Linked DNA regions of Homo sapiens: regions 2, 3 and 4 are each linked to region 1. A link is a loop called in an ENCODE intact Hi-C map of the cell type or tissue named here. Cell type or tissue: heart left ventricle. All regions are shown on one strand. Each heading gives the region's core, and the rest is flanking DNA. Links, peaks and the distances in the headings are about the cores only. Region 1 holds the start of FBXL22 (F-box and leucine rich repeat protein 22). Region 2 has its middle 17 kb from the start of USP3. Region 3 overlaps APH1B (aph-1B gamma-secretase subunit). Region 4 has its middle 38 kb from the start of USP3.

Region 1 (5,012 bases), core at 403-4,402:
TGTGAGTAGGGATCAAGCTCCTCTTTCACACAGAAGAAACACCTGGCCTGGGAGGGGTAAAGGGCTTTGTCGCAGCTGGCGCTGGGTGGAGCCGGAGTGTGAACAGCGCCCATCACAGTGCTCCTCGCCTCTTCCACCCACCCAGAATTCTCCCCAGTGACCCAGGACCAGGCGGCTGCCGGGGGGCCGAGAGCCTTCACTAAATGTGACACATCAGTGACTACAGCCCTGAAATTCAAATTGGAAGCCTAGGCTTGTGCTCATGTCCAGCAAATCCAACAGGTGAAAAATCTAGCTTGTCAGCTTATAATGGTTCCATTATCAAAAGCTTAGCCAGGGCTGCTGGTTTTGTTTTTGTTTAGTTTGAGGCTTTTTTTTTCTTCCAAATCATTTCTTTTTCCCTTATGAGAACAGTAGAAAATATGGGTAACTATGCAGTTTATGTAAGCATTCAACAATTGGGAGCGAATTTTCTACAATCGCGAGTGCGGTCACTGCGGGAACGCATCCGCCCCAGGAAAGGTGGGCGGGCAGACGCGCGTGCGGGCAAAACCGCAAGGAGGAGCGGCTCGGTGGCTCCTTCTGCCCGTGCGCCCCTGCTTCCCCTCCTCCTGCTTCACCGAGATCACCACCGGGGCTCCTGGAGGTGGCGGTCCCCAGGACACTCCGGGAGCCGGCGGGGTCTCGCTGGGTCGCTCCGCCCGGAGGCTCCCCAGACCCCTGCGCGCGGCAGCCCTGGCCCCCGTCACCCCCGAGCGCAAGTCGGCGAACTCCGAGTGGTCAGGTCCTCCCCACCGAGGTGATTTCGGTCCAACGGCGATCGGAGTCCCCGAGGACGGTGCAGGCGCCTCCCGCCTCCGTGGGGAGCGCACAGCAGAAAGCCTGGGGCGGAAGCAAGAGGGGAAAGGCGGTGGTGTTGAGTGAGAACCAGCCGAGTGTTTTCCAAATATCCATTTAATCTTGCGTTTATCCTATGTATAAAATCGTAACGTGAGGTAGGCTTTCTTATCCCCACTGTGCAGACGGGGAAAATGAGGCTCAGAATATGCGGTGGTGGTCTGAAGGTGGAAGAGCTGGGTTCGAAGCCAGGACGGTCTGGGGCTGCGCTCCTTCCCCGGGGGCAGCGGCGGGGCGGCGTCTAGCGCTGCAGCAGCTTGCCGAGGGCCGCGGCGGGCGCGCGCGGGCGCGGGGGCTGGTCGGGCAGCATGGCGGCGCTGTGCTCTGCCCGCAGGGCCAGGCGCGGGCACGCGGCGCGCAGGCGGCGCAGGCCGGCCGCGCTCACGTTGCGGCAGAAGTCCACGTGCAATGTCTGCAGCGCGCGCCCGTCCGCCGCCACGGCAGCCAACGTGCGGTTGGTGACGCGCGCGCAGTTCTCCAGGCGCAGTGCGCGCAGGCGTGGGCAGCAGCGCAGCAGGCGCGCCAGGCAGTCGTCGGTAACGTGGCCGCAGCCCGAGAGCGTGACGGACGCCAGGTTGGGGCACCTGTGAGGAGAGTGCGGTGACCCGGGGCTCACTGGCTTGTTAAAGCTACCCAACCGCCCCATGGGACCGAGTGGACTCATTTACCGAGGAGGACTCGGGCCCTGCGAGGTGAAGACACTTGGCTGCGATGACACTGCAGGGTTCCAAGTCGGCTTTCTGGCCGGCCCATTTTCCCTCCTCTTTCTGCCCCTGCACCCCACCGTACCTTCATCTGCGTGGGTTCTTGGCTCGTAGCCTTGGGAGCCCCTAGTGGGAAGCCCCGACCCCGGCCCAGCAGAGTCCTGGGGCGGCTGTGGACAGAGGGAATGCCGGTTCCAGGAGCCACAACCCTTGACTCTTTGTTTCGCTCTGGATGTGCTGCCTTGCAGGGGAGCGGTGCTTGGCGATTGCTCCAGTCTAGCTTCAAGCTGAGGCCCCTGAATGTCCCGGCGGGACGTGAGTGGGAAGAGGGATTTGTTTCCTTGGAGGTGGCCTAGTGACAGGCCCATCCCAACCCTCAAGGCGGTGGGGGCACGCGTTAGCATTGAGTCCGGGTTCAGCTTAGTAGACTAGAGCTGTTCCTGCATCCCCTGGGCCACCAGCCTGGAAAAGGGTAGGGTTCGGAGGCAGCTAGAGGCAAGCCCTGAGCAGGTACAGTCACGGACACCCACCCAGGTCGCTTGGCCAGAAAGCTTGGGGGACCCTCTGCTGCAGCCTCACCAGCCCCTCCCAGCAAAGAAAAGATCTTGAGCCAAGTTAGACTTGGTTTATCGCCGTGTCAGTCACTCACGGAGCCTTCATTTCCTCTGCGTGGGGGGAATAATGTCTACCACTGGGGTTGTGAGGAGCCTGCAACGGGGCCTTCCACAGGCAGTCCTAACCCGCTTTCCCTGGAAACAAACGGGACCAGCCTGCTTCCAGTCCAGAAGGACCGACTAATGGGCCGGGGCCTTGGCTCCCCGCAGCCAGAGGGAGCTAGAGTCTGGGCTGGGGAAGCGTTTCCCTTTCCCTGCCAGCCTCCCCCGCAGCTCCGTGACTGCCCCTGGCTGTGCCAGCTCGGCTCCTTTGTGCCAGGGGAGGGAAGTAAGGAACTTAAATATGTTGGGTGCAGCCAGGTGTCACACCGAGCCCGGGCCTCCTTCAGGTTTGTGTGCCCTCATTAGTCACCCCGTCAACCTCTGCACCCCCAGTTTTGTACATGAAGAAACTGGCTCCGGCAGCTCAGGTGACTGGCTGGTGACTTATTTGCTGTCAGACCCAGGACAGATGTCTGAACCTTGCTGGGCGTCACTTCCTCATTTGTCAAGTGGGAGGAATTGTTACCTTCAAGGTGGTTATAAGGATTAGGTGTTTAAGCCTCAAAGGTGTTGGGTGATCTTTTCTTCTAAGAATCTTTGGAATAATTCTGATACAGGGAAAAAACAAAGAGCGGACTGTCCCCCTGCCCAGCCATCCTCAGCCATTCCTCCCGACCTGAGCTGAGTGCCAGAAGAACCAGATTCAGTAGACGTTCATCAGTACCTACTATGTGCCAGGTGCCACTGTGTCATTTAATCCTCTTACCCTGTTGGATAAGAAAAATTTAGCACATTTTATAGAAGAAGAAATGAGGTTGCAAGAGTTTGAAGTATTTGAGCTGGGGTCACATGGTTGGACGAGCTGAGCGGCTCAGCAGAGTGCTGACAGCAAAGCCCTTTGCTCTTTATGTGACAGCAGGGCCCCTTGCTTGATCAGTACAGTGGCCTGGGAGGTCCACTTCACACCTTGCAGGTTTGGGGCATTAAGCTCGGTTCTCTTACAGTAAGAATGGAACAACTTCAGGACATGTTGTGCCATTCGCCTCCCCCCAACCCCCACCCATGTCACTCTAGTCTAATTCCTGGGCCTTGTTAAGCCCATCAAAATAGCCTTGTCCAGTCGGGGCCCAACCCCAAGTCCATCTTCTGTTTTCTTCCTACCAGCTCAAAAGAAAGGTGGGGTCACTACGCTGTTTCCTTCCACTCCTGTCGTGCTGCCAGCAAATAGCAGCTATGAACTTGGGTGGCAGTAAACTGGCTGAGTCTAGTTTTCCATGAACAGCCAGGGCCAGTTTGTTATATGATCAAGGGGGTGTTTTTCCTCAAAGGCAGCACGGGACTGGCAGAAGCTCAGTGAGAGGCTGGTTGAATAGCTCTGTGTTCTTGCCTGGGCCGCTCTGCCCATGAGGCTGGGACCATGGAGGGAGCCTGGCCTGGTGGTTCAGTGTCTATGTCTGTGTCTGGGGTGGGGGTTAGCAGATAAACACAAGATGTATTTGGGACATACTTACACTAAAATATTATTCACTGTTTATCTGAAATTCATATTTAACTGGGCAGCCTATATATTTGCTAAAATCTGGCAACCCTAGACTGGGCAAATCATACCACCTCGTGGAGCATCAGTTTGCTAATTTGAAAAATTAGGCTAAGCCACCCTCCTTAGGAATACTGTGTAAATCAGTAATTCATCTACTCCTGGAGTCTGGTTTGGCTCAGCTGACCTGAGCACCCTGGCTTCTCCACCTCTGGCTCCCCACCCTCTCTTTCCTCCGTAGTTTCCCAGGCCTTGAGGGCTGCTTGCTAGGCCTAATGGAGGGGTGAGCTGATTGCTGCATCTGGAAGCCTTTTCCCAGAGCCTGACCTTGAAAATCCAGGCCCAGCTGGACCCACCCAGCACTTAATGACTACCAGTACGGAGGCCCCACTTCTTGGTGTTTGCATGAAGCAGCCCAGGACCTGTGAGGCTAAGAGGAGGATTAGCAATTGTTTCCCTCATGATTTTATTGTCTCCTGGGGACCCTGCTTTGGGCGGTCTGGATGTCTGCCTTGGGCCTAGTTTGAGGCGCCCCGAAGGTGGAGCCATCTTGGTCTCGTAATTTGCTCTTCCCTGCCCCCCAAGAGGGAAGCCAGAGCTAGCGGGGCCAGCACTGCTCAGGAGGCAAGGTGGCCTACCTGTCGCACACCCGGAGGAGGAAATCATTGACCAGGCTCTCGTGCCGGCTGCAGATGCTTCTCTGGAAGGCACTCTTGAGCCAGTCCTCAATGCTGCACACCTGCACGCGGCTGGAGTGCCAGCAGATGGAGAGGCTGCGGAGTGCCGGGCCCAGGAGGAAGTTGTCCTTCTGGAGTTCAGTGAGGGAACGGAAGTGCAGCAGGGACCAGAGTGCGGGGTCCTCAAACACGTCGTGGAGCTGGGAGCAGGTCCTGGCAAGGCTCTTCCTGCTGTCCTTGTCTAGGAAGGAGAAGAGGTGCAGCAGGCACTCCCGGTTGAGCTGGGTTATGTGCATGGTGAGCAGTGGCCACATGTGAGTGCAGCTGCAGCCGGGGGACGGCTGACCTGCCTCCTCTCCTCCTCCCCGACTCTGGGCCGGTGGACATATATGGTTGAGGAATGGTGTTTATTTTTGGCTAACAACTGGTGCTGAAGCTCTGCGGAGGGGTGAGGGAAGAAAAGCCAGGACCCAGACACATGTGCGGCAGTCTGTGGTTCGGCTTATGTTCAGAGGGATTGGAGGTCCTGGCAGAAAAGGAG
Region 2 (5,012 bases), core at 417-4,416, 110 kb after region 1:
CAACCATTTAGCAAATGCGTAAACAAGCTGCAATTGTGGTGACAAGAGAAGGCACATCACCCTGGAAAGGACCCTGTCTCATTTTTCTTTGTTTTTATTTTTTATTTTTATTAAGATTATTTTTTAGAGATGTGGTCTCTCCATGTTGCCCAGGCTGGCCTTGAACTCCTAGCCTCAAGTGATCCTCCTGCCTTAGCCTCCCAAAGTGCTGGGATTACAGGTGTGAGCCACCAAGTCCAGTTTATCTCATTCATCATTGTACCCCAGTGCTAGGCACATAGTAAGCATTGAGGAAATGTTGAATGAATGAATATCATTTTTAAGCACTGAGGAAACCTATTTTTAAAATAGTAAATGTTATTATCACAACTTTGTAAAAAGTGCATTTTAAAATGTTTCTAAAATCCACTAATAAATACCAACAGTAAGCCGGACATGGTAGTGTGTCCGTAATCCCAACTACTCAGGAAGCTGAGGCGAGGAGGATCACTTCAGCTTAGGAGTTTAAGGCTGCAGTGAGCTGTGATTGTGCCACTGCACCCCAGCCTGGCCAACAGAGCAAGACCCCGTCTTTAAAAAAAGTTGTAAAAAGAAATACCAACAGCAGTTGAATGGTGGAGTTCTGGGAAATCTTTCGTTATTTCCTTTTCTTTTCTCTTCCTTCCTTCCTTCCTTCCTTTCTCTTTCTTTCTTTCCTTTTTTTTTTTTTTTGACAGTGTCTTGCTGTCGCCCAGGCTGGAGTGCAGTAGTGCAATCTTGGCTCGCTGCAACCTCTGCCTCCTGGGCTCAAGCACACCTCAACCTCCCTAGTAGCTGGGATTCCAGGCGCATGCCACCACGCCCATCTAATTTTTCTATTTTTAGTAGAGATGGGATTTTGCCATGTTGGCCAGGCTGGTCTTGAACTCCTGACCTCAAGTGATCCACCTGCCTCGGCCTCCCAAAGTGCTGGGATTACAGGCATGAGCCACTGTACCTGGCCTTTTTCTTTCTTTTCTGTATTTTTCCCATTTTGTGTACTATAGCAACATTTTTAATAATGAATAAAGTATATTTTAGTCCCATCCACACCTTCCTTCCTCCCAAAAAAGGAATTGTGAGAATTACAATTTACAACCTAATATTTTAAAAGTCTTGTGCCATGTAAAGTGTAAATGACGAAGACTGAGAAACCATGACCTGAACTTTATAATGCAATGAAATAAAGTTTACCACACTCTGACGTGTCTGACAATATGCATGAGGATTGTGTAGCTGGGCATGACCAACAATTCTCATAAAACACTGTGATTGGTATTACTTGAAACAGCCAAACTGGCCTCTGTCAGATGCTTGGGGAAGGGAGGCGGGAACTGGATGGGGTGTGTGTGGCTCTGTTGGCCTCAGAAGACCCCTGGATCCATAACCCAGGTATGCCACTTTGCTGGCAGAGAAGGCCAGGACCTGGGAGCTCCGAGGACCTCCGGCTGACAGATTTGCAGCCTCCAAGTGGGGCTGGTGCTGCACAGGCTTCACAAAGGAGCTTTTTACCACAACAGGAACGGCACGAACACCCCAAACTCTGCTTTCCTTCCCTTCCCAGCCTTCTAGATATGGAGAGTTCATAAGGATACTGCCTGAAATGTCATCAATAAAAATGTGTTGGGCAGCAGAACGATTGCCTTTGAGAGGGCTAGAGGAGAGAATATTCATTCACACAACAAATGTTTATTGAGAATCTACTATATGCCAAGCATAAGGGAGGTCCTGTGCATACATGGTGTCATTTCCTTGCATCAGCCTGATGAAGATGCTATTAGACCCCACTATACAGATAATGAAACAGGCTGGGAAATGTTAAGTTAGTGACACTGAGTCACACATTTAAGTAAGTGGTGGTAGTGGGGAGGGAGGTGGAAAGGGAGGGAGGAGGGACTCAAACACAGCCCCATCAGAGGTGGAGAGCCTCTCTTCCCACATTGCGCATTGCACAACAGCAGAGGTTTCCAGACTTCATGCTTACAGCCTTTGTGACCATCAGCAGCTACTCTGGGTCTCGGTCTCCTTGTTTATAAAAATAAAGTGCTTGAATGGCTCACACCTGCAATCCCAGCACTTTGGGAGGCCAAGGCAGTCGGATCACTTGAGGTCAGGAGTTTGAGACCAGCCTGGCCAACATGGCAAACCCCACCTCTACTAAAAATAGAAAAATTAGCCAGGCGCGGTGGCGGGCACCTGTAATCCCAGCTACTTGGGAGGCCGAGGCAGGAAAATCGCTTGAACCTGGGAGGCAGAGGTGGCAGTGAGCCGAGATCGCACCACTGCACTCCAGCCTGGGCGACAGATCGAGACTCCATCTCAAAAAAAATAATAATAAAATAATAAAATAAAGTGCTTGAGAAAATACGTTTCCCAAGTGTCCCAGCGCTGGGTTCTTTGTCACAGTGTTTCCTCTTCTTGCCTTTTTCCCCACTGTGATCCCTTTTCGGTGATCCTCTTCTTGCCTTTGTAAAAGCTCTGCGGGACCAATTCTCTCGGGCCTTCCGCGCAGAGCTCTCCCAGGGACTCCGGTCTCTCCCCAGCTCGCCCCCTAGGGGACACAGGTGGTGCTGCGTGAGTCCGGGCTCCCAGTGAGAGTCCATGCAATTGTCAGACCAAGTCAACATAATCACCGGTTTGAATTCAACTTCAATTGCTGCTTTACCTTTTAAAAAAACATGGATCTAGAAAATATTCAGCTCTTCCCACATTCACCAGGGCAATGCTGCTGAAACATTTAATGACGGGGAGTATTTGTAGCCCGAAGACCTACTGTTTCTGTGAGTCATATTTAAAAATGGGATTACATGTTTACTTCCTACACCTCAGTTTCTTTTAGGTCCTGTGAGACTACTGATTGATCCAATGCTGATTTTGCAGGGATGCCAAACTGTGATTATAAAACAATATATTTGTCTCTACTTGGTTATTTTTATTAAAATAATCAATTTTTATTAGGTAATATATACATGTGGCACAATATCCAAAAATCACTAAGAGGTTTTCAGTAATTATCATATGACCCAGCAGTTGCACTCCTGGGGATATACCCAAAAGAACTGAAAAACAGGTGTTCAAACAAAAACTTGTATACAAATGTTCACAGCAGCACTTTGCATGATACCCAAAAGGCAGAAACAAACCAAATGTCATCAACTGACAAATAAACAAAATGTGGTTTCTCTATACAATGGAATATTATTCAGCCATAAAAGGGAAAGAAGTACTGATACGTTCTACAATATGGATGGACCTTGAAAGCATTATGCTAACTGAAAAAAGTCAGACATAAAAGGCCACATATTATATCATTTCATTTGTATGAAATATCTTGAATAGGCAAATCCGAAGAGACAGAAAGCACATGAGTAGTTGCTGGGCCAGAGGTAGGAAGGAATAGGAAGTACTAATGAGCATTGAGTCTCCTTTTGGGTGATGAAATGTTCTGAAACTGGATGCTGGTGGTGGTTGCATGACATTATGAATGTACTGTATCATACACCTTAAAATAGTTAAAATAATACATTTTATGTTATGTGTATTTTACCACAGTAAAACAAATAGTACTCTATCTTTCCAGAAATGATGATGATTATTATTATTTTGAGATGGAGTTTTGCTCTTGTTGCCCAGGCTGGAGTGCAATGGCGTGATCTCAGCTCACCACAACCTCTGCCTCCCGGGTTCAAGCGATTCTCCTGCCTCAGCCTCCGGAGTAGCTGGGATTACAGGCGTGCACCACCATGCCCGGCTAATTTTGTATTTTTAGTAGAGACGGGGTTTCTCCATGTTGGTCAGGCTGGTCTCAAACTCCCGACCTCAGGTGATCCACCCGCCTCGGCCTCCCAAAGTGCTGGGATTATAGGTGTCAGCCACGCACCTGGACTGTAATGAGTTTTATTAGTTTGTTTTTTGTCTTTGTTTGTTTATAGGTTTATTCTTCAGAAAATTTTAAAGTTTTGTTGTTGTTGTTGTTGTTGTTGTTTTTTGAGACAGAGCTTTGCTCTTGTCACCCAGGCTAGAGTGCAATGGCACGATCTCAGTTCACTGCAACCTCCCTATCCTGGGTTCAAGCAATTCTCCTGACTCAGCCTCCCAAGGGGCTAGGATTATAGGCACCTGCCACCACACCCGGCTAGGTTTTTGTATTTTTAGTAGAGATGGGGTTCTGCCATGTTAGCCAGGCTTGTCTCAAACTCCTGACCTCAGGTAATCCACCCGCCTCGGCCTCCCAAAGTGCTGGGATTACAGGCATGAGCCACCACGCCTGGCTAAAGTTTCATACACTCAAATTTATCAGTGTTTGCCTTTATGGTTTCTGTATTACATGGCATGCTTAGACAGAGCTTCTTCATTCCACGATTATAAACATATTCAACTATATTTTCTTCTTGTACCTTTTTTATTTTTTATTTTTTTGAGACAGGGTCTTGGTCTGTTGCACAGGCTAGAGTGCAGTGGTGTGGCCATAGCTCACTGCAGCCTCTCCTGGGGCCAAGATTCTCCCGCCTTAGCCTCCTAAGTAGCTGGGACTACAGGACACAGCACCACACCCGGTTAATTAATTTATTTTTTTAGTGGAGAAGAGGTCTCACTAAGTTGCCTGGGTTGGTCTTGAACTCCTGGGTTCAGGCTATTCTCCCCCCTTGGCCTCCCAAAGTATTGGGATTACAGGTGTGAGCCACTGTGCCATCCCCTTTACTTTTATGGTTTCATGTTTGACATTTAGGTTTCTATTCGTCTGGGATTGATTTTGGGATAAGGAGTGAGGTAGCAATATAATTTAAATGGTTTTCCCAAATGGAAAATGATGTGTAGCCTGTTGTCTCAATACTATTTAATGAACAGCCCTTTTTTTCTCCTTTGATTTGAAATGCCAGCTTTAAAGTATTAATTCATATATTTTGGGTCTATTTCTGAATTTTTTTCCTGTTGGTTTATCTGTCTATTTCTCAGTCTACAATGCTTTGTTAACCAGAAGTCGGCATTCAATT
Region 3 (4,000 bases), core at 1-4,000, 310 kb after region 1:
GAAGTGAAATGGTCTGGGGAATTTTTTAAAATAAAATGATCAGCTGTTCTTTTTTACTAGGTACTAGCTAAAGACATTTTTTCTTCTAAAGCATAAGGGAGGTAATTCGGAATGAAAAACCCAGATTCTATATAATACTAGAAAAATTATCTTCTCTCTGAATTCTGTTTTCTCATCTCAAGCGCTAAATTCTCCACCTTAATAATATTCTTAGGCCAGTTTAGAGCTTATAAGCACTTAAATACATATTCTCTAAATTAATTTCATTTAATTCTCAACAACTCTGAGCTAGGCGTTATTTCTGCCCTTCCTGAAAGATCAGGAAATTGAAGATTAGATGGAAGGACAAGACTTCCTTTGCCCTGTGAACAATACTGCTCTTACCTCCAGGCCTGGAGGAAAGAGGCCTCTTCCCTCTGCCTCGAACATCTTTCTCTGACAACTCCTTTCTTTGCCTGCCTAGCTATTATTCACCCTTTAAGTAAATCTCTACTCGTTATGGCACTTCCTCCATAAGCTGTGCCTGGCTTTCATTTTTCTGTAAGTTATTTATTGAGTGCCATCTAGAAATAAAGGACTCCACAAGATGCCGAGGACAGAGCAGTGAACAATACAGATGTCGTCCTTGCACTTGCATGGCTTAGCACCCAACTGGAGAAAAAGACATTCAACAAATAACTATACCATTACTTAATGACGCCTGTGATAAATGCTGCAAAGCCAAGGTACTGTGGCCTGGGAGCATGGGTTACAGCCTGTCCTTTGTGCCCCATGGCTCTTCCTCATTTCACTGTAGCATTGATCATGCTTTATTGTAATTAGCTGTTTGTCTTTATTCCCCACTATGAATGGAAGTTATGAATGGTAACTGGGCTCTATTTTCATAGCTTGGTATAACTCCTTTAGACTAAAAACATTTAATAATTATGTATGGAATGAGTGATTCAATAATCAAATGGACTTGCCCAAAATACTAAATTAATGAGCCAGGATAAGATTCGAACCTAGGATTCCAATTCCCATACTTTTGTCTCTATACAAAATTACCAAGAAATGGTAATGATTCTAGTAAAATTTAATGCTAGCCTACAACATAACCACAAATAAAAAAGAAGTAACCTATACATAAACATTATTTATAAACTATGCCTGTTTGTAACATAAGAGCCTATGTACACACAGGTATCATATAGTATGGATCTTATTAACACATACTAATATAGACAGATATATACTACAGGCTGAATATCCCTTATCTGAAATGTTTGGGACCAGAAGTGTTTCAAATTTTGAAATATTTGTGCATCTATATATATAAAATGAGATATTTAGGGGATAAGACTCAAGTTTAAACATGAAATTCTTTTTTTTTTTTCTCTTGAAACAGAGTATCCCTCTGTTACTCAGGCTGGATTGCAGTGGGACGATCACAGCTCACTGCAGTCTCAACCTCCCGGGCTCAATGATTCTCCCACCTCGGCCTCCTGAGTAGCTGGGACCATGGGTGGGCACCACCATACCCAGCTGAATTTTTTAATTTTTAGTAGAGACAAGGTCTCACTATATTGCCCAGGCTGGTCTCAAACTCCTGAGCTCAAGTGATTCTCCTGCCTTGGCTTCCCAAAGTGTTGGGATTACAGGCATGAGCCACCACACCTGGCCAAAACATGAAATTCATTTGCATTTCATATATATCTGATACACACAGACTGAAGGTAATTTTACACAATATTTTTAATAATTTTGTGCATGAAACAGTTTTTTCTTGTTCTGACTGTGACCCATCACACAAGGTCAGGTGTGAAATTTCCTACTTGTGGCGTCATGTCGGTGAAGGAAGTTTTGGATGTTGGAGCATTTTTGGATTTTGGATTTTTGGATTAAAAATGCTTAATCTGTAATTAGTGACCCTACATTCCTTATTTATTCTGATTATTATTTAGGCATTTGTAATGGAGTATACTAAACATATAAAGTTATGGATTTACCTGGCAAAAATGAGTTGTGTCTAAATAAATGGTAATTACAAGTAGTTATAAATAACATAAATACAATAAATATAAATTTGGGGATCTTATTTTTAAATGTAATACAAATTAATTTCTTAAATTTATAATTCAAAGTTTATGCTTCAAAGAATGATGTTATAACAGTAAGAAACTTGCAAATGATAAAACAACACTGTTCTTTCATTCTATAGATACAAATTTATAACATAGCCAGTCTGCCATGCTAACTTAGCTAAAGACATTAAGATAGCTTACTGAATATTGAATTTTTCCTTTAATTCCTAGAAATTACAAATACAATCCCCAAATTGGTATCAAATTTTTCTTTTACTACCAAAAGAATCATTTTAAACATCGTATGAAAACAGCCTAGGTCACTAAAGGGAATTAGCACCATCTAGTGAAAAAAGCTGGCAAAACCTGTATATCAAAAGAAAACTGTAGCAGGGAGAGAGAGCCGTGTTAACTGTATATGAAAACAGAAAACAAACTGTAGCACTAACACCCCTTACGATTATGTTTTATTAATTTTCATCGGGTTCTAACAGACTTTACTAATATTACATTTGTTTTAAAGACCTAACACTCAGTATAATCAATCATTAACACATTTGCCAGAAATATGCCAATGATGAAATGTTCAAAAGAAAGATAATTTGCTATGTTGGAAGCACCATTAAATAAGTATGACCCATTAACACACTTTCTTGTCCTCTAACTTGCAGCCAGATTTAAAGGGCCTTGACTCTCTCCTCTAGGCCCTGAAAAGCCAAACCATTTTTGCAGCAGGGAAGATTAGTTAGGTAGTTGCATACAGGATTCACATGAATAGTGTGTCAAGGAAAGACTAACCAGTTGAGGGCAGATGATGGTAAGCCAGAGAGGAGATGTCAAGGCCTGAACTGAAATGGAAACAAAGGGTCTACTGCGAATGGTGAATGAGTGTCCACTGGGCTTGGGGATCACTATGACATTCAACATGCCTCTAAACTACTGCAGAAATTTTTAAAAATTGGTCATACCTCTTTATATCTTTTCCATTATTACCTTAAAGTGTTACTGAAATGCTTATTCACTTTTTTTTCTCTTATTCCCTTATTAGAGGATAAGCTCCCTGAGGAGCTTTAGCATAGATGTTATTAAAAGAAGATACAAATCATGATGTGAACTCAGTTATTTCAATGGCATAACTGTTGTGGAAACGACTAAAAATACAGTGGGTGTTCTCCCCCTATTTTTAAAAGAGTCTTCTTGTGGAACTTAGAAGAAATCTATGTTAATTATGTACGCTACCAACTCTCAAATTTGTGATCACTGCATCATGATGACAATTTTTAGCTCGTGGACGAAAAAGCAATTTGAAATGAGTTGGTCCTTTTAGCTGCATCATTTGGATGAAATGATCAACTCATCTATTATCCCATTTTTCCTCTCAATTTCAGATTAAATTTTACTGCCTATTCCCACAAAAGGCACCACAATGACAATTATAGATTAGGGCTTCTACTGAAGATAACATAAAATCATAAAAACCAAAAAGAGCACATGGCCTTTAAAAATTCACTTCTAACATTTCAACTATATAGCAACATTGTCAGTACAGCAAAATAAAATTTTACGCAAGCTAAATTCCACTCCAAAATTCTAAAACACTCTAACCAGAATTTTTATTTTCCTAAGTCTTTTACTTCACAGTGCCTCAGAGTATTTCGCCTTTAAAAGACATAACATAAATTCCAATCCACTGAAATTCCTAAGCCAGTGAACCCCAATAAGAATGATCATTTAGACTAGAAGCCTGAATGTTGACAGCTATGAGACACATACCTGAATAAAGGAAGAATTGAGGAGAATCTCCATGAATGCCCACTGTGCCTGGCCCCAAGGAGTCAGATAGGGTATTCACAAAGGAAAATACTCCACTCATGATTCCAAAGCCCAAGCCAGAAACTAAACAGGAAGAAAAACACTGTTAACTCTTTTCCTGCCAA
Region 4 (5,012 bases), core at 502-4,501, 130 kb after region 1:
CAAAGAGAGACTCGGCCTGATTCATCCTGGCATCATGGTACCTGAGTACTTAGAATGTTGGAAGGTGAGGAATGAACACTTACAGAGCCCCTCCCACGTGCCCAGCTCTGTGGTTGCTTCTCATTTAAGACTCACAGCGACCCCATAATTTATCCTCATTTTACAGGTGTGCTCAGTGAAGATGAATAATTTGCCTAAGAACACTTGACTGGTAAGTAGCAGATCCAGACTCAAATCCAGATCTGTCTGCCACTTCCCATAACACTAATTCCCTGGAACTAATACACCTAGTCAACATCATGCAATGCTTTGAATGAATATTTTTTTTTAATGAAACAGAAAAATCTAACACCAAGATGACCAAGAAACTTAACACCTTTCTATATCAGCAAGGATTCATTTTTTCCTTCCTTTTTATTCATTTATCCCTTCAACAAATATTTATGGTGGGCTTACTATGCACCAGATGGTGTTATAGATAACAGGGCTATAATAGTGAATAAACAGCTTACATTCTAAATACTAGAAAACCCAGCTAAGGTCATTTCAACAAGAAAAAGGCTAGCATTAGAGTAGCTTCAAGGTTGGTTAATTTAGTGACTCAAAGGTGTCATGGCTAAGGTTTGGGTTCTCTGAGACTCTTTTAGTCTTCTCCTTTGGTCAACAAGGTGTTTGCTTTAGTTTTAAGCAAGACATCCTCAAAGGAAACACAGGGGATGTTCCTGTCATTGTCCCTTTATATGAGCAAAGAAAGTCTTGCTAGAATCCTCCAGGCTGACTTCCCTTCCACCTCATTGCCAGAACTATATCATCAGCCCATGCCTAAATCCATACTTGGCAAGAGGATTGAGCCACTATGCCTGGCTTAGGCACTCTGGACTCACACCCCTACCCCACTCCAGACTACCTCTGAGCTCAACCTTCCCCAAAGCATTTGGTCATCAGAAGAGTAGGCAAGTGAACAAAATTGCAACTTTTTTTTTTTTGAGACGGAGTCTCACTCTGTCGCCCAGGCTGGAGTGCAGCGGCGTGATCTCGGCTCACTGCAAGCTCCGCCTCCCGGGTTCATGCCATTCTCCTGCCTCAGCTTCCTGAGTAGTTGGGACTACAGGTGCCCGCCACCACGCCCAGCTAATTTTTTGTATTTTTAGTAGAGATGGGGTTTCATCGTGTTAGCCAGGATGGTCTCAATCTCCTGACCTGGTGATCCTCCCGCCTCAGCCTCCCAAAGTGCAGGGATTACAGGTGTGAGCCACCGTGCAACTTTCTTTTAAGAAGGAAATAGGGGAAAGGTTGTTAAATAGGCTACTGACAAAATTTTTCAAATCTCCCCTCTCCTAGTTTACCAAATATTTAGACTCTGTGGCTTCTTAGAAACTCTTGTTTATACAAATAAAATTTGCCTCACTGCTATTCCTTGTATTAATTTCTGCTTCTTTTTACTTACCGTTAAGTCACATAATGTCTTTCTTTATATATTCCTATATCTTGTCCCATTCCAAAATAAGGTCGCTTTTCCATGAGTATACAGAATCTTAGCCAGGGGAGGTTTAAAAAATATCTAATAACTAGTACTAAGATGTTCATTGACCACTGCTTCATGTGGGATCCTGGAGGCTGCTGGGCCAGGCATTTACTATTTAGTTGCTAGATCAGGGGGAGTTCAGGAGGATCCCAGTAGAGGGGCAAGGGAGGCTTGGAGGACACTCTGGCTCTACTATTTACCAGTTGGTATGAAAATACTTATTTTAACAACTAGTATAACAGTCCCCACGTGACAGGCTGGACGTCGGTGCTAATCTGCATGACAGCCATTTCCAGTGTGAGTATAATGACCACGGCACAATTTTCCCCACGGTCGGGCATCTGGGCTGCCTCTGGTTTTAACTGCAGTATCAAGCTCAGTTCTACACAACTCTATATGTGCTTTTGTTTCATTTTTATATTTTATAAACTTATTTATAAATATGTATTTCATATTTTGTTTCCTTGGAACATATTTCCCAAAGTGGTATTCCAAGGTCAAAGGGTTTGATCAATTTTATAATTTGACATGGTGATTTTTAAAAGCATTTAACCATGGGTTCAGAAACATCCTTGCCCATTTTTTCACAGACTCCTGTTGCTGGAGAGCTGGCAGGCAGTACGGTATGGTGGAAGGAGGGTGGGTGCTGGGTAAGGAGAGCGGGGCTCGGGTCTGGGCAGTGTTTCTCTACTAGGAGTGGGGGACTTGGCAGTGTCTTAGCCTCTGTGAAGCTTGGTTTCCCCAGCTGTGAAATGTGAAACGTGGGAGGTGCCATCTCTCCCAGCATCAGGCACAGCAGGCATCAGTTGCCTACATCTGTTCCTGATCTTGGCCTGAGGCCCTGGCCATCCTTGTCACACCCTCACCCTGGCCCACCTTTGTGGAGGGTAGGCTGAGTAACTTGACTTGAACAATTAACTGTCAAAGTGTCAAGGAAGGTGTGGGTTCTGCACCATAAGGAGGTGTGTAGACTGCCATCTTCTGGTGCAAAATGTTAGTGTCCAGATGATTTAGGGATCAAGCTACTCTCCCTTGTGTCCCCATGAAGATCTGTCCCCCCCGGGGGAAGCTGCAAGAGAAGGGGCGGGGGGGTTCTCCCAACACAGGCTGGCCCTAGAGTCTGGTACTTTAAGGTGATGTCCTCCTTCTGCCAGTGACACTGAGAGAGAGGAAGATGCTGGGTTTTGAAAGCCTGCTTGTAAATGAAGGTGCTTTTTGAGACTGTGGAGGTGATGGCAAGAAGGATCTTTGTGAAAACAGGAGGTCTATATCAGCAATTTACTAAACCGGTTCAGAGAGGCTGACAGCAGTGGTCAATCAGTCCACAAATATTTACAGAGCGCCTACCATGTGGCAGACACATGCTCTGGCAAACGCTGTTGAAAGAGACAGGCAGGGTTCCTGCTCTCATTGTCTAGTGGGAAACATTGGTGATAAGGTTAATTCTTTTTCAACTGATATGCTTTCTTTTATTTAGTTGGAGATAAACAGAAAATTAAAAGTAATTTAAACCATACTATTTTGCCTCTCAAACACTACAGCCAATTTTATTTCAATACCTTCCAGCCCTTTCAGATGCGTATGCACACTTTTAGCAGAGCTATAATCATAATGCCTATGTGATCCTGAAGTTTGTTGTATTTGACTGATAATAAACATCTCTACACTGCTATCAATCTGCACAGTTATCCTTATTGCTGTATAAGAGGCAAATGTGTGGCTGTATCAAAATCTATATAGCAATTCCCTCAAGTTTAGTATTTTTTTTTTTTTGCTACAATAGATATTGTTGATGTTGACTTCTTTATGGAGGCTTTTTTTTTTTTTTGAGATGGAGTCTCGCTCTGTCGCCCAGGCTGGAGTACGTTGGTGTGATCTCGGCTCACGGCAACCTCCAACTCCCGTGTTCAAGCTATTCTCCTGCATCAGCCTCCTGAGTAGCTGGGACTACAGGAGCCCGCCATCACCCCTGGCTAATTTTTGTATTTTTAGTAGAGACGGGGTTTCACCATGTTGGCCAGGCTGGTCTCGAACTCCTGACCTCAGGTGATCTTCCTGCTTTGGCTTCACAAAGTGCTGGGATTACAGGCGTGAGCCACTGTGCTGGCCTCTTTATGCAGATTTTTATTGCATTACTTCTGAATAATCATGGATATAGTTCTTCCTATGTGTTTCCATATTAGTTCCCAAAGGAACTATTACTAATTTCGAATGCCACCAATATTGTATCAGTAAATCAATTTTGCTGCAACATCAGGTACATTGAATATTGTTGCTTCAAGGCATTTTTGAAAAGATTTTTAAATAGAGTCCCAAATTTGCTTTCTGCAGCATATCTTTGGATGCCAGTAGGCAGGTTTTTTTTTTTGCACATGTGCTATTTATAATTGCTCTTGTGTAAATGTCTGTTTATATTGTGGTTAAAAATTTGAATGAGTCCCTTGTTTGATGGCTTTTCTTAAAAGAGAGAAAAGCAATAGAAGATTGCATTACTGTAGCCCAGAGGGTCAGAATGGCACATAGGGTGTTACTCATTGGGTTAATAACTGTCTGGAATCTTCCCAAGAAAGCTCAGCTGTTCCAGGATCTAGAGTGCAAGTCTCTTCTGCTGCCCAGAACTGCTAAGCAAGAAAAGTGATTCTATAACACCCTTGGTGTGCTTGATTCAATCATGGAAATGACATTATTTCTCACTGTTTATGAAAAAGAGTTGGACACCAGTCTAGGTTACAATAATGCAAATGAAAGGTATGCGATTGGAGCGTTGTTTCCTAGTGACTTGGAAAAATGCATGGCATCCTTGAGTGTCTCAGTTGGAGAAGGCCTCTTCAGATATGGCCCAAACCAGAGAAGTGAAGTGACTTGCAGAAGCTCACACAGCAAGCCAGAGAAGGACTAAACCCCTAGCTGGCATCTATTTTAAATGAACCTGTGATTCTCTCCTTCCGGGCTTCCTCTCCTCTCCATTCCTTCTTCTTCCACCCATGGCCTGCCTCCTCCCAGCCTGCATAATTACCAAAGCATGCTCTGGGAGTGCCTTCTGCCTTGGGAGTAGGTTTCCTTTTCCTACATACCCTCCAACAAGACCCCTGGGCCTTTCTCTCTGGGAATTCAAAGTACTGTGCCACGCAGTGTTTTGTGCAGTAGCTAAAATATTTTGCCAGCACACAAGATCTTCTCCTCAAAGAGGACTGCGGATGTTAGAAGCTGCGCCTGTGTGAGGGTGGGAGATCTTGACTTTGTCAGGAAGCCTTTTGGTTTAAAATCTCGCTGGGCATGGTGGCTCACACCTGTAATCCCAGCACTTTCTGAGGCCAAGGCAGGTAGATCACCTGAGGTGAGGAGTTCGAGACCAGCCTAACCAGCATGGTGAAACCCTGTCTCTACTAAAATTACAAAATTAGCCAGGCATGGTGGCGCGTGCCTGTAATCCCAGCTACTTGGGAGGCTGAGGCAGGAGAATCACTTGAACCTGGGAGGGAGAGGT

Evidence for each region. Peaks named below come from ENCODE experiments on the same cell type or tissue, not always from the same donor. Only the 100,000 strongest peaks of a DNase experiment are listed, where the experiment ranks them.
Region 2: a loop joins it to region 1, with 2.5 times the contacts of the local background. A loop is called at or near these places in 50 of 110 quality-filtered maps.
Region 3: it touches region 1 in a loop (6-fold over the local background); 37 of 110 quality-filtered maps call a loop at or near these places.
Region 4: a loop joins it to region 1, with 13 times the contacts of the local background. A loop is called at or near these places in 64 of 110 quality-filtered maps.

Annotation. Positions count from the first base shown.
Region 1 is chr15:63,597,166-63,602,177 of GRCh38, reverse strand. FBXL22 (F-box and leucine rich repeat protein 22) reads right to left here and starts at 4,791. Exons shown (of 2, transcript NM_001367807.1): 1 at 4,433-4,791; 2 at 937-1,481. The coding sequence starts at 4,785. The coding sequence ends at 1,139. It overlaps USP3-AS1 (USP3 antisense RNA 1), which reads left to right and starts at 1,351. Exons shown (of 3, transcript NR_034080.1): 1 at 1,351-1,589. RefSeq lists silencers at 610-739, 1,160-1,449 and enhancers at 437-1,254, 1,517-2,234. In heart left ventricle, for the core only: CTCF peaks have their summits at 1,209 and 2,423; DNase peaks (open chromatin) are centred at 585, 697, 1,297, 2,437 and 1 weaker place; H3K4me3 peaks cover 4,000 bases; H3K27ac peaks cover 3,641 bases.
Region 2 is chr15:63,485,049-63,490,060 of GRCh38, reverse strand. No RefSeq gene overlaps it. Among named protein-coding and RNA genes, the nearest start is that of USP3, 17 kb to the left of the region's middle. RefSeq lists enhancers at 2,641-2,710, 2,741-2,790. In heart left ventricle, for the core only: CTCF peaks have their summits at 2,376 and 2,581 (motif pointing left); a DNase peak (open chromatin) is centred at 2,560; H3K4me3 peaks cover 264 bases.
Region 3 is chr15:63,287,383-63,291,382 of GRCh38, reverse strand. It overlaps APH1B (aph-1B gamma-secretase subunit), which reads right to left. Exons shown (of 6, transcript NM_031301.4): 4 at 3,837-3,959. Among named protein-coding and RNA genes, the nearest start is that of APH1B, 12 kb to the right of the region's middle. In heart left ventricle, for the core only: CTCF peaks have their summits at 2,211 and 2,418 (motif pointing left); no DNase peak of the experiment used is centred there; H3K27ac peaks cover 362 bases.
Region 4 is chr15:63,464,358-63,469,369 of GRCh38, reverse strand. No RefSeq gene overlaps it. Among named protein-coding and RNA genes, the nearest start is that of USP3, 38 kb to the left of the region's middle. In heart left ventricle, for the core only: a CTCF peak has its summit at 2,503 (motif pointing left); no DNase peak of the experiment used is centred there.